5 separate regions of the Homo sapiens genome follow, and all the other regions are linked to region 1. A link is a contact called in ENCODE Hi-C or POLR2A ChIA-PET data. All regions are on one chromosome and are shown on one strand. Each heading gives the region's core, a stretch centred on a gene start or an enhancer-like site at or near the end of the contact. The rest is flanking DNA. Distances are from core to core; before and after follow the strand shown. Region 1 holds the start of NR2F2-AS1 (NR2F2 antisense RNA 1). Region 2 overlaps LINC00924 (long intergenic non-protein coding RNA 924). Region 3 has its middle 240 kb from the start of LINC00924. Region 4 has its middle 120 kb from the start of LINC00924. Region 5 has its middle 170 kb from the start of LINC00924.

Region 1 (2,700 bases), core at 119-2,618:
TTTGCAATATCGCCTATAGTTGTTGGCGGTTTTCTGCTGAGGCTGAGCCGTTTGCTCCAGCCTCCGACTAAACTCATTAAGTTGGGAGATTTTTTTCAATTGGACGGGTGTTTTTAAAGTCTCGTCTTTCCAGCCCCAAACAAGGTGTAACAACGCACTCTTCCTTCTAAGGAATGAGATGAGAGACAAGGATCACTCCAGACATCTCCTACCTACGGTTTGGGGTTTTTTTTCTTAAAGGCGAGGCTTGCATTCCTCAGCAGCTATGTACAAAGCTCCCTGAAACCTTGTCTCTCTAAAGTTAGTGTGCAGGGTTTTCCAAGGCTGAGAGAGCCTAATACATGGGGAAGCACTTCCTTGAGGTGGAAGATCTCTCCCTTCACCTTTCCTCTTTTTCCCTGCAGGCTAGTGCCTACTTTTTATCAGTTTGCACAATCGCTTAGATAAACACCGAGGAGGAGATTCTCTTTAATTATCAAAGACACATCTTTTCAGGGGGCCAACAAAGCATTTATTTCACCCGCCAAACTAAAGGAGAGTTATTCCAGTTTAGGAGGAAGATGCAAGCGGTTTGGGACCTTGAACAAGGCAAATATGGTTTTGGTATGTTTACTTACAGTATTTTTTCTCTCTCTCTTTCCTTTCTCACTTTTCTGCTTGTGCTGTGTGGGGTTGGGGATGACTTGGGGCTTTTCAAAATATCGGTTTGCTAACGTGTATGAAATGCCGAGGACTGTGGTTTAAGGGGTTCGGGGAAGGGGGGATCAGAGTCAATTCAATGCATTGCCATATTTTATTACATGTGTGTGGTAGGAGAGATGGTGGAGGGGGAGGGGGGAAAATACAATTGCAAAGCTGCCAAAATATGATTAAACCGAAGCGTTAAGACTGCGGAGCCTCCTATCTCCTCGTCCTGTCTCCTCAAACTCATTTCCTTCCACAGAGCAAACTAAAAACCAGTCCTATAAAGCGTGGTTTTGCAAGCAGCAGATGACTCGGTTTTCTAGCAAAGGAGCTGCTAGGCTCGCACTAAGTATCAGAATTTACTGTTCGCTTTGCCTCTGCGCTTCATTTTGCAACCTTGTGCAACTGACAGCCAGGCAGGCAGGGAGGGAGAAAAGCCTAGCCCGGCGCCCTCGGCCACGGTTCGGGTAGGCGAGCGCTCGGTTAAGCTAGGAGGAGAATCGCGACGAGAAGGGTACTCACCATCGGGCGGGGCGGTGGAGCTGGCGTGCGGATTTCAGGCAAACGTTTACCTTTTTGCTGTCTATTGCAACCGCGCCGGGCTGACTTAAGAAGCAATTCTGTGCTCTGTCCAGAACATTCAAGGAGCGGTTCCTCATTTTTAAAAAGCCAGCGAGAGAGACGACAGAGACAGAGAGAAAGAAAAAGAGAGGAGGGGGTGAGGGGGACGCACATAAACCCAGTTCAAAAAAAAAAAAAAATCACCTCTTCGCCAGTGACTCGGGAAACGCAGAGGTGGCGAGATCCGAGTACGGTCCAACCAAGCCAGAGCCAATTAATTTTAAATCCTGAAGAATTATTCAGATTAAAATGTACAGAAGTTTCGTTCTCCTATGCCTACGTGAGTCCAAAGTCGTTTCCCTTTAAGAGCTCCTTTTCTTTTAAAGTTGAATTTTAGGCAGCGAGGACTCTTACACTAGGGGGCAGACAGATACTGTACTTGCTCTAATCTTAAGCAATTTTTTCCCTCCCAGCATATGCTCTGATTTAGCACTGTAAATTTTTCAGAGGACCTAACTCTGACAGCCCCTGGTGATTTTCAAAGTACCACAAGCCAGTGGTTAAAAATTGCATTGACTTGGAAGTTCAGAGGGACACAATGGAAGCCCCTTTCCCTATTCATGGAGCTCCAGTGTGGTGGAAGAGAAAAACACACACGGACTAGATTGAGGGAAAGGAGGAATTCAATGAATCCTGGAGGACGGAACTGGTTTCTACTGAGTTCAGAGTTAAACTCGGCATTTGCTGGGGTCTGTATTCATATTGTGATTCAATCTGTAAAGAAATACAGCCCATCAGGCCACTTTCTGCAAGAAAATTATATTCCTGGGTGTTGAGTTTCTTTCTTTTCTTTTTTAGATTAGGGCAAATGTTGTCCCAACTTTCTCTAGGCAAATTAAAGCTTGCCATTCTTCTCATTATAATAAATTTACATCTGCAAAAAAAGACTGAGTTGGATTTTTAAAAAACAACAATAATATATTGATTTTATCTTCTCAGAGCTTTTTAACCTTAGACGCACAGCAAGTGAGCATCTCTGGAGAAGACATTTAAAAATATTTTTGCCCTTTTTTCTTCTCAGTCTGTAGTCTTGTCTCTTCTTCTATGCATTAAAATTAAGTATAATTCATACGGTGATTTTTTTTCTCCCTTGTAACAGCATTTCATAACTGAATGAGTCCTAAAATACAGAGTGAAACACCCCTGACTTTATGGCAGCCCTGTGATCATTTGCCTAGCAGGCTCCAATTTGTTAAGATATGGTTGGGAAATTATTCCATTTTAATCTAAGGCCATCACGCATACTTCAAATTCCAAAAATCTCTAAGTGGACTGGGGAAGCTCTTCCTCCTCGATATTGTTCCTTCCCATGTTTGTAAAAGGTAATCTGCTATGGAAGTCTCATTCAGGAGGTGAGATGAAGATTTCCCTATAATCAATTATTTTCATCCTCTA
Region 2 (2,700 bases), core at 136-2,635, 860 kb before region 1:
GCAAGAATATCCCCATTTCATGGACAAAGTAACCCAATTTCAGAGGAGGAAAAGCTAGGATTTCCATACTGGTCCATGACATGGAGCCTGCAACATTATCACATGGCCTCTGTCCCCATATTCCCGTGTTCTGAAGGAAAAGCTGCCCAGTTAATGAGTAATTGTGCCATGCATGGCTTGAATGGCTGTGTTTTTTATAACAATGATACTCAAACTTGAGGTCCATGGATTTTATAAAATCACAGAAACAACTAACTTCACTTGAAGGGTATGTACTTCTATTTTTTATTTTCTACACAAGTGAATTCCTGATTAGACATTTTATTGAGACAGAAATGAGTGTATATAAAGGAAGAAATTCTAAAATATTTGTTCATTAAGCCCAGTGACTTGAAAATAACCTCAAGATCAATTAAAATATAGGAAGTAGAGGGAGCCATAAGTTGTGGTATGAGTTTAAAAGACCACATCACAGAAAAGAAAAAGATTTTTTTTAAAGTATCAACAATAGAAATTGTTCTAGAAGTTTATGCGCAGGAAAATTGGGAAGCCCATGCTTCCCAATTTTCTTTGTGTTTTAAAAAGCCATGCATACAGCTCTTGCTCTTTGATTTTCCCAAAATGAATCTGGAAGCCTCGAATTAGCATTAAATGGAATAATTTGTAAGTGCCCCCTCCCCTCAGACACTTACCCTTTCTTTTATTGTCTAGAATTTTGTTGGAGGTATCCTTGGACTCCAACAGGCAAGTCTAACTTGCTTTTCTAGTGTCATACCCAAAATACCAATTAAGTTGAATAGGGAAATGAATATACTTATAAATTTTTGACAGCCACTGACGGCGATAAGGCAGTCCTTGGCCATAACTTGAAATCAGTTATCAGGGGATACCAGAGGAACAGAAAGTTGTTTTTGCCAAGCCCTTGCAGCCTCCTTTCCTCACATTGGCCAGATGGCCTGGAGGTGGCACTTGCAGCTGCTTCTGGAAGGAACCTGCTGCAAACACACAGGCATCCTTGACACTGCCACCGCACTTGCATTCCAAAGGGAAGAAGTCCTGTTTGGAAAAGAAAAAAAAAAAAAAAATCAAATGGCTACCTCTTGCCCCAACCTCGCTGTCCCCTACCCCTATGTTCTGTCCAAAAGAAAAATCCCTCAGCCGCAATGGTTGTTTTTATTAAATTCTCCTCAATAAAAAGCTCAGGCAGGATTTATTAGGTACTCAGGGCGGACGTTTAGTATTTCGCCAGTTATTAAGTGAAAATCAATAGAAAGCAAAGAAAATGGAAGTCACTGCACTGTTAGCGCACTGTTGTCGCCCAGATATTATGTCGGCTGTCTTGTAGATTCATGACAGACGAAAGAGGCCGGGAGAGAACTTTCTGCTTACATTGCACGAGCCAAAGTGGGGTTATTCATTAGAGCAGGCAGCCGGCCAGATGGATTTCCAGTTCAGTTTTACCATTTATCTTTAAAACGCCTGTATCGAGTGAGAAAGAACACTGATATTATGTGATATCAATGGCAGGTTTATGTATCTAAATCAGGATTTATTGTTATTTTGTTCCAAAGACCTTTTTTTCTCAAGAAATACCATTTCACTGGAAGAAAATAATAGCTAAAACCTTGTCAAAGATAACCTTTCATGCTGTCCGTGCAGCACTAGCTGTAAAACAAATAGAACCCAGGATATAAATAGTTTTAACCACATCCTTACAAATCATTTCTTCTGAATCTGTTTTCCCCATTTCAATATATATATATTTTTAATGCCACATACATGATTTTGGGTCATTCAATGTTTTCTTTGCCTGTAGTTTAGCTCTAAATAATGTCAGCAATTATTTTAATTCCATCTAAAAGCTTTAGCTGTTTTGTGTTCTTCTGTGGAATGCCACATTTCTCAAAAGCGTTCTTTGGAAAAAGCAAAGAGATCTGCTGTTTTTTTTTTCTTCCCTGCCTTAGAATGAGCTTTAGAGTCAAAAACACCCATCATCTTTTTTCAACTACTTCAGGGTCTTCAAAAGCTAGGACATGTTTTCTTTTCACTTGAATTCACATTTTTGGTAGCGTCCGGGTTTTCCGATTCCCTCTCATCTAAAGGACAGATTACAGGAGACCTGGGCAGATCCAATCTCCAGTCAATCCTGCTAAGTAACAAAGGTGGCCAAATACCAGGATGAACCATTGTATCCACTTTATAAACAGCTCTCAAGAAAATACAGTCAATATATTTGTAAAATGTCATTAGTGACACTTTGTGATTAGGAGAAAAATTATACCTGGGTTTTGACTGAAGCGGTTGCCAATAAAGAAATGTGAATGTATTTTTAAGCTACCTTATTTTTACTTTTTCTATCCTTTGGGTTTGGGAAAAGAGAAGATACATTTAGGTTTATATGGATCAATATTAGATAGTAGCCAGACAAGGTTATTTAAAGACCAATATACATTTATGCATTTCTTTTCTTTTTTTTTTTTTTGAGACAGAGTCTCGCTCCTTTGCCCAGGCTGGAGTGCAGTGGTGTGATCTCAGCTCACTGCAACCTCTGCCTCCTGGGTTCAAGCGATTCTCCTGCCTCAGCCTCCCGAGTAGCTGGGACTACAGGCGCCCGCCACCACGCCCAGCTAATTTTTTGCATTTTTAGTACAGACGGAGTTTCACTGTGTTAGCCAGGATAGTCTCGATCTCCTGACCTCG
Region 3 (2,700 bases), core at 35-2,534, 660 kb before region 1:
AATCAGTTTCACGGGAAGCCTAATTTCACTCACTGCTTATACATATGAGGAGACACCCCTCCCTGCCTCCCCCTCTCCCAATGTTCTTATCAAATGAAGAATTGTGGATAAGGGTTAGGTGCAGATAAACATGAGTGTAGCACTTTCAGAAAGGTCGTGATCCCCCCCATAAGGTGCTTCTTGTTATGCCTGACCTTCAGATTTTCATCATCAGCCCGCCTGACAACTTAATAATGCAGAGGAGCAGGATTCATTTCGCCCCTCTGAGAAAGCCAGCACGGGACGCCCTTTTCCCTGATTATTTCCCTGCACTCCCGGCTGCCCTTTATAAGCCAACCAGAACTCCATCAATCATGCCCCTCTCTTCCCTCGCCTCCTCAGCCCCCAGTTCTGAAGACTCTAAAGCTGCCCTGTTCCTTTTGTCTGGGGCTGGATTGTGTATACAAAGATCCCCAAAATGGGGGTGGAGAGGCACACCTTTAGCAAATAACTGCTCCCCTTCCCAATCCCTGCATCTGGGTCTGAGGATGGTGCATTTCTTTTTCTTTTTTTCTGCTTGTTTAAAGAAATGCTTTTAAAGTTCTCATCCTTATTCGTGGGTAGCGTTGTCATGCACCATCTCTCTTAACGAGCTCCTGTAAATGCTGGGGTTTAAATAACCTGAATGTGAGTTAGAGGTTTTTTAGTCTTTTTTGGACCCGTTTCTTCGTTATGGTGAATATTGTTATTATTAGTGGTTTAGCATTCTAGAAGCAGCTAAAGGCAATGAAGCCTGTTTCACATCTTCTTCCTCAGCCCTTTTCTCCTTTGGAGTATGAGGAAAGAGGGAGAGAGAGGACAGAAAAACAGAGACAGGGATGAAAGCATACAGACAGAGGATAGGGAGGGAGAAGACTCAGGCTTGTGGGAGTAATCAGGCATTTATTTCACCTTGGTCAGAATAAAAGCGACATGCAAAAGTTTTGAGGGAAAAACATGAGTGCTTTTAGAAGGTGATGATATAGATTGGAATTGGATTCTAATAGCTGTAATCAACCTGTTCTATAAAATATGCTTGGACTTCACTCTGTACCTTGCAAGTGTTTTCCTGCAAATAACGAAGAGGTTTTAGGGTACAATATAGACAGGGTGCCACCTAAGGTGTCCGTGTGTGCCTTTCTCCAGGTCCAGGTCCGTGGCCTCCAGCAGCTGCCTTTCTGTCTTGAAAAAGGATACCATCTTCCCGAGGCTAGCAACTCAGCTGGCTGAGGGAACATGAGCCCAGCCAGCTAGTAGACTTGCATCCCAGGTTGCTGGGTGAGCAGGATGGAAACCTGTGCCCAATCGGATTGGATAGCAGGTCAGGCCAGCACACATGAGGCTACTGCCCTGATGTTGTTTGTTTTGTTAGGTTTTTAAGAAAAAGAAAGGAAAAGACTACGCTGTGGAAAATACAGTAGATTCACTTGATTGCCAAACAGTTGTTAAACAAATAAAACAGATCTCAAATCATCTTCGACAATAACAAAGCCAAGAGGTAAGGGCAGAAAATACATCACATAATGTTTAATCAAAGACATACGTGTATCCTTTACTTCGCAGCACAAATTCAAAACCTTTTGTTAAAATAGAAAACAAGTTACTCAGTTTCATTTTCATTCTCATTGTTTTGTTTCATTCTCAGTGACTGGCCAGCAGCAGCCTCAAGGTACAGGATCTCTAAGTAAACACAAGAGATAACGGACACATATTTATTAAGGGCCTAGTACATTCCTAGTTTTTAGTGAGATGCCATGATGTTCAGAGCCTGATATTAACTGGAAACTTGTAACATAGATGTGTGGGGAAATAGAAATCAAGATTTCTGATGTTAACATCTTATTGTAAATACCTATTTCCAGAAATGAATAGAATTAGTTAGGAACACCAGACTTAAACTTGGCTTCCAAGGATTCATTGTGCATGCATGTCCCTGAGGTTGCATTTATTTATTTACAAATTTTAGAATAAAGAAGTCACTGTACTTATAATGTGGATTGTTCTGGAAGATCAGAGATGAAAACCAGTACTTTATTTTGGTACTCTGGGAGATTAGAGACATAGGAATGATGAGTAATGATTTGCATTTTCCATGAGTATATAGTAGTTTTTAGGCTAGGGTAGACTTTTCATCTGAGAAGATCCCTCCTGAAGAAGCAAGTTGAAAGAATATAACAAATTTATCTTGACATTTCTTGAATTTGATGCTTGCCAGACAACCAGGTAGAGATATCAGTGGATGGACAGTTGTATACATGAGTTGTGGGTGAGATCAAGACTAAACAGATTTGTTGAAACTATGAGAAAGGATAGAAAAGTGTGCATAATGAGAAGAGACAGTAAGAGGGAACCCCAAAAAACACTAAGATGAAATGATTGCTGGAAGAAAGAAGCCTATGTATGAAGTAGAGAAAGGTTAAGAAGCCTAAAATAAAATTGCTTTGTTTATGTGTTTATTTGTTTCTTTAATATTCCTTTCACCAACCCCAACATGGAGGTTCCTTCAGGGCAAGGACTTTACCAATCTTGCTCACAGGTGTACCTGGAATATAATAGAAAGCCAAATAAATATTTATTTACAAATAAAAAGGAGTGGATAGATAAAAGGAAAACAGAGAGAGTGTAGTACCCTTTCCTATTCAACAGGAATATGGAAGTAAACCCTAACAAAGGAGAATATTA
Region 4 (2,700 bases), core at 13-2,512, 770 kb before region 1:
TTTAGCTAGCCTGGGAGCCTATGTGCATTTAAGCATTTTCTAAGGAATTCTCTGTTCTAGATTTCAAAGATGCTAATATATTCTTTTAGCATTCCCTAAATTTTCAACAATAAACTCACAGCTTTGCAGATTCTCATTCTGGTTCTTGGAGAGAATGTACGTCTTTACATATTTGCAGATTCATGTGTGAAACTTCAGATGAGCTTTCGGGAGCCTTGTGTTAATTAAAAAAGGGAAATCAATGGGCCTGTGAATCCACCTTTTCCTGGGGTTAAAATCCAAGAAGAAATTAAGACCAAGCTAAACAGAAAAACTACATGGGTGGGAGAAATATTTACCATGTATACACAACTCTCTCTCAAGCACACATAAAATACATTATTTTTTTATTGAAGAAAAAAGATATTAAAAAATCCAGTGACTGATTTTGCTTCTTGAACCAAATCAAATATTTTTTTGTCCGAGCTCTCATAACTGCAGTCTGCAGAGGTCACGGCCTCAACTTTCTCCTTCAGATGGTCTGCGAGTGGAATGTCCTTACCATTAAGGCTCCTTTTGTTTTCCTTGGGAGGGTTTTGCTTACACTGGCAAGCGGCTGAGACGAACCAAGGTTCTCTAGACTCTGTTTATTAGGTTTTTATCTTCTTATCAGAGTCTTCCTTCTTAAATCATGTCAGCATTTTACCACTCTTCAGGGATTCCTGGTGTTTTATTGTCTATGAACTGCTTGGGGGGTGGTCAGGGAGGGAGCTCGCCTAACAAATATAACATTTATAGAATAGTAGAACCAGAGAGGACGCCGCGCTCACTTATTATTCCCACACTCACCCGACGTTTCCTCTCCCCCTGCGGGTGAGGAGCCCCCGGGAAGCCCCTTGCCAGCTCAGCCCACGCTTATTTGTCAACGAAGTGACATGGCTTCTCTGTGGACAACCTGCTTTTCAGTTATTTTGAGTGGCTCTTTAAGCCCATATGTACTTGCTTAAGCCATTTTCAATCATCCAAAGAGACCATCGGGTGAGTGGGCGATTGCTTTGAACTTGAGAACATTATTGGGTTTCATTCGCAGATGTAATCTGGATGTAGGGGGTCCGTTTCTATACCTGCTTTTCCTACCACATCGGATTCAGACTTTAAAATAGCCTCATGCCAAAGTGTCCAAACTTCGTAGTCTAAGCACAAGGTTCGGAGGGAAGGTGAGAAAAATTGCCTAGCTTTAGCTAAGGCAGGGTTTTTATGGGGCAGTGGAGGGAGGTGGCCAGAAACCAGGAAGACAAGAGGAATGCTCACTGCTGGGAAAGTGAGTCATCTCTTTTCCCTTTCATTGCTACCCACATGACTCATCATAGTATTATATTTTTAACCATAGGCTGATTATGTCTAGTCACATGTGTTTAAAACAAGTTCTAAAAATAAGGTTAATTAGGAAAAAAACACCTTGTCAGAAAAAAAAAATCCACATCTTTTCATTGAGGTCATAAAGTGACTTTATTGTTATTAATACATATTGGTTTCAAAAGTGGTAAAAACCGTAAGACAATGGCAATAAAACAACTCCTAAAGAGGCATGAGGTTCTAAGGCAGTAGATTATGCTGATATGTGAATTCTTATAGATATAAATTAATTCTATGTATTAGGTTGGTGCAAAAGTAATTGTGGCTTCTGCCATAAGCTCATATAAGATGAGAGTTTGATCTACAAGGGGGGATTATAGTTATTAAAGAGCATTAAACTGCTTTCTAATGTTCATCTATCCTTTCAAAAAATATTTATTGAGTGCTTACCTGTGTGAGGCATTGTTTATCTTGGAATCCCCAGTCTACAGGGACATGGCAATAACTGCCTGGTGTACACACTGGTCTATGTACTCTTGTCTTAGTGCATTGTCCCGGAGAATATACAATTCTCTTTCTAGTGATGAGTAACTGTTTACTCCTACTCTTTGTTAAGACCTCAGGGTATGTATGTTCAGTATTCCATGGTAAGGAAGTCTGAATTCGATGGAGGATCACATGGGTTTCTTTTTTATTTTTTTCCCTCTAATGAATCTTGAATGACATTTCTTTTTCTTTAAGAGCATTTTCCCTACTTATTAAAGCAATAAGTTCTTGTGGAAAAGTGCTTAACATAACAGTTTCACGGCCAGCTTTCCCTTCCAGCTGATAACATCGCAGAGAAAGACGAACACAAGGCTTGGAAATTTGGGACTAAATGCTAACATGATTTTTTAGATAAAAATGAATAGTAATAAAAGAAGTTTGAAATTTTATCATGAAGACTTAAGTGCATTTTTCAAGTGAGTTTCTACTTAGCTTTTTTTTCCCCCTCAATTCCCTTATCGCTGCAACTCAAATTTGAGGGACTTATCGTCTTCACTAATCCATCACTTGAGCTTCATTTTCATGATTTTCTGTGACTTGAGTACTCCAACTATTTAGGGTTCCCCATACTGCCTCAGCATCAACATAATTTCACCTTCATAATTGATTGATTGTACCTTTCACAGAGAAAAATATGAATAAAGGCCTGGATTTTACTAGAATGTAAAAGATAATTGCTAATATAATAAAACACTTGGTAGGACTACTGCTCTCATGAAGTTTAACCTTCCAAGGCTTTCTAAACTTAGTAAAATTATATTAGTCATCTCCTTGTTGTTACTATTATAATAATTTCTTAAAGATACGATGGTTGACTCA
Region 5 (2,700 bases), core at 50-2,549, 720 kb before region 1:
TGCCTAATGTTGTTTTAATTAAGTCCTCAATTAAGAATTTTAAAAGTTCCCACCTCAGGTCTCTCTGTGGTTAGGTACCTGACCTTGGGCAATCTTTTCCCACATAACAGGGACCCTATTCTTTTAAATAAAAATGTATATTGAATAAGGAACTGAAGTAGTAGCATAGTTTTAAGTAGATAATAGCTGATACGGACTTTTTTCCCCTTTCGGACCACCAGAAAATTAAATATTTTTGCAAGTCAAAACAATGCTGCTGTGAGTTTCATCGAGTTTCCATTTCCATGCTGCCTCCAAACTTCCTGATTCCAGCTGGGATCGTGATCAAAAATGCAAAAACATATGTAGAGAAGTTATTCTTCTGGAACATCTGACCGGAAGCAGGAAATGCAAGATATCTCACGGGACTGCCTGTTATCAAAATATACCCAGTCCAGCAGTGCAAAGACAAGAGAAGTTTGCTTGTTCAACACCCAGATAAAGAGGATTATAGAACATTCTGCTATAGATGCAGCACTGGCAAATGATATGGGACAGAAATGCCCCCTGTAAGTTCTAGTCCCTGACCCACGCTGTATCATTACGTGGTCTTGCAAAGTCCCCCTTAACCTCTGCCTGCCTCATTAAACACGTCTACACAACAGACTTTTACAATAATAACTTTAAAGCACGTCTCCCTTAACAAATCTTGTAAATGGGAAAATCCTATTATTATCCATGGATAAAATGGAGATTTATACTCATAGTAACTGCTAAAGGTTACCATACACTCCATCCCAATGCTCAAAAAGCAAACTGATTTTGCTATTTGAATTTAAAATTACACATTTTGTTTTTCCTGTAAGTCTTGAAAATATTTACTTGAGCTTTTCCAATAAAATCAAATTTCATGAAAACATGTATTTTAATTACATGGTAACTAAGTTTTATTCTCTTTTTTAAAAATAGAAGAAATTGAAGGGAAATATTCTTCAAGAATTCTAGCCAGGTATTCTAAACCCATCCATCATAAAATCATTGGCACACAGCAGGCAACTGGAAAAAGGATACCTTTTAACCTCAACTGGCATAAAAGTGTGTATTTATTTTTAAGAAGTGAAATATAAACAGACATGCTGAGAGTCAAGTGTTTTATGAATTAAAAAAAGATTTCACACACACACACACACAAACACACACAAACACACACACATACACACACACACATTTACATATAAAACTTTCCCCAGTGGGCCACAGAGGATTTATGTGGATGTGAACTCTATTTACTGTTAGTATTAAGGAAATAGTGGCTTTTTAACAAGTTACTCATGCCTGGAAAAAATCCCAGTTTTGCAAGTTATCCAAGATTCTTTGCCAACTGTCCGTGGGAATCACTGGGATGGGAAAAGTTCAAATTTGTTTTAAAAGAATTTGCTTAATGGAAAATTTAAAAAAAAAGTAGAAGAAAACCAGTAACCCACTGTGCTAATCTTTTGGTTAAATAAGAATAAAATATGGTCTAGTTACTTTATTTTTCTTCAGTATTATTTTAAGAAAAGGAAAAAAAACAAAAATTTTCCATTTTTATGTTATCTCATAAAATCACATTTAGGACTTTATTTCAGTTATCCAAGGGTCTGATGACTTGCTGGCTTTGATTAGCCTAAGATTATACCAAAAGGGGCCTGGGGACTCTGGTCAGAGGCATTAAATCAGATGACTTGACATGGCTTATCTTATGTCATTTTAAGATTTTTTTTTTTCTGTTCCAATCAAACAGCACAGTCTAGTTACATTATTGCTGTCAATTTCAAAACTACAAAACACTAAAAAAGCCAACATTAAAAGTTGTGTCATTTACAATTAGAAAACAGGAATAATTGTATCTTTTCTGGAACTTAAAAGGTGCCCAGCAGTGTTCCAAGTTCTTTTATATATATTAATGCCTTTCAAGTTTCCTTCCAACCTTACGGTTTTACTCTCCTTTCACAGGTGTGGAAACTGAGGCTCAGGGAGGTTAAATAACTTCCCCATGCCACACAAACAGTAAATGGCGAAGCTAGGGCAGAAACCCAGGTGATCAGGTTCCAGAGTGCTTGCTTTAACCTCGTAAATTATACCGCTTCTGAGAAAATATAATGCACAATTTTTTTAACCAAGAGATTTTATTAGAACATATCACAAGTTAATGTGATTTTAATTTGCTATGACAGAACCCATATTTATAGAGTAAGAAATGATAAAATGGAAACTTTGCTTTTCCACTTATGATACAAGAGATGTGAAATAGATTCTCTTGCAGCCATCCATGCAATGGGTGTGCTTGTTCTAGTTTTATTCTGCAAAAAGACCCTTGGGCAGAAGCATCAAATATAACTGGGCTCATATAGACAGACAGTTCTCAACTAAATAAACAAACAAAGAAACCCTTCTTCCTCCCCCCAAAAAATCATAGTTTCCTGTCCAGAAAAGCAAAATGGTAAAAGGAAAAATTCTACATATTTTCTATTTCAAAAATAGTTTTAAGAAAGGTGGCTCTCCTGGGTAGACATTTGATTAAAAAGAGTTTTCCACTCTCTTAATATTTATATTTTTCAAAGATACGGTTGAGCATATTCTAGAGATTCTGCCCATCATTTATTTATAGCATTCATACTCTTAGAAAGAAATAGTGCTTAGGGTTCTTTTTTTCTGTGCATTTATATTCTTTGATTTTTT

The links. A loop is a pair of places that touch in the nucleus more often than their neighbours do. ChIA-PET counts read pairs that join two places held with the same protein, here RNA polymerase II (POLR2A). Pooled maps may share reads with other maps.
Region 2: a loop to region 1 is called in a map of ovary, with 6 times the contacts of the local background. The contact joins the enhancer-like site here to the promoter of NR2F2-AS1 in region 1. A Hi-C loop is called at or near these places in 15 of 168 maps with a recorded cell type or tissue (Calu3, aorta, cardiac septum and 8 more) and 13 of 50 pooled maps. POLR2A ChIA-PET finds 5 or more read pairs at or near these places in 2 of 52 experiments (AG04449 and HEK293).
Region 3: a loop to region 1 is called in a pooled map, with 3 times the contacts of the local background. The contact joins the enhancer-like site here to the promoter of NR2F2-AS1 in region 1. A Hi-C loop is called at or near these places in 1 of 168 maps with a recorded cell type or tissue (IMR-90) and 7 of 50 pooled maps. POLR2A ChIA-PET finds 5 or more read pairs at or near these places in 2 of 52 experiments (AG04450 and BJ).
Region 4: a loop to region 1 is called in a map of PC-3, with 9 times the contacts of the local background. The contact joins the enhancer-like site here to the promoter of NR2F2-AS1 in region 1. A Hi-C loop is called at or near these places in 10 of 168 maps with a recorded cell type or tissue (HCT116, IMR-90, MCF 10A and 7 more) and 6 of 50 pooled maps. POLR2A ChIA-PET finds 5 or more read pairs at or near these places in 4 of 52 experiments (BJ, HEK293, activated T-cell and 1 more).
Region 5: a map of A673 shows a loop between it and region 1 (2.9-fold over the local background). The contact joins the enhancer-like site here to the promoter of NR2F2-AS1 in region 1. A Hi-C loop is called at or near these places in 12 of 168 maps with a recorded cell type or tissue (A673, aorta, ascending aorta and 7 more) and 16 of 50 pooled maps. POLR2A ChIA-PET finds 5 or more read pairs at or near these places in 2 of 52 experiments (GM12878 and PC-3).

What each region holds. Positions count from the first base shown.
Region 1 is chr15:96,325,750-96,328,449 of GRCh38, forward strand. It overlaps NR2F2-AS1 (NR2F2 antisense RNA 1), which reads right to left and starts at 1,369. Exons shown (of 5, transcript NR_125738.1): 1 at 1,207-1,369. It also overlaps a transcript of NR2F2 not described here.
Region 2 is chr15:95,463,331-95,466,030 of GRCh38, forward strand. The region is part of intron 3 of LINC00924 (long intergenic non-protein coding RNA 924); the gene reads left to right. It overlaps LOC105370993 (a long non-coding RNA gene), which reads right to left. Exons shown (of 3, transcript NR_188326.1): 2 at 1,390-1,479; 3 at 257-1,056. Among named protein-coding and RNA genes, the nearest start is that of LINC00924, 32 kb to the left of the region's middle. Within about 2 kb of position 1,386, at least 5 of the 41 ENCODE cell types and tissues checked have a DNase peak (open chromatin) inside an H3K27ac peak, as active enhancers do; they include endothelial cell of umbilical vein and ovary, where a contact is called at or near this core.
Region 3 is chr15:95,668,072-95,670,771 of GRCh38, forward strand. No RefSeq gene overlaps it. Among named protein-coding and RNA genes, the nearest start is that of LINC00924, 240 kb to the left of the region's middle. Within about 2 kb of position 1,285, at least 5 of the 41 ENCODE cell types and tissues checked have a DNase peak (open chromatin) inside an H3K27ac peak, as active enhancers do.
Region 4 is chr15:95,556,434-95,559,133 of GRCh38, forward strand. No RefSeq gene overlaps it. Among named protein-coding and RNA genes, the nearest start is that of LINC00924, 120 kb to the left of the region's middle. RefSeq lists an enhancer at 1,167-1,461. Within about 2 kb of position 1,263, at least 9 of the 41 ENCODE cell types and tissues checked have a DNase peak (open chromatin) inside an H3K27ac peak, as active enhancers do; they include HCT116, PC-3, PC-9 and 3 more, where a contact is called at or near this core.
Region 5 is chr15:95,603,617-95,606,316 of GRCh38, forward strand. No RefSeq gene overlaps it. Among named protein-coding and RNA genes, the nearest start is that of LINC00924, 170 kb to the left of the region's middle. Within about 2 kb of position 1,300, at least 4 of the 41 ENCODE cell types and tissues checked have a DNase peak (open chromatin) inside an H3K27ac peak, as active enhancers do; they include A673, PC-3 and endothelial cell of umbilical vein, where a contact is called at or near this core.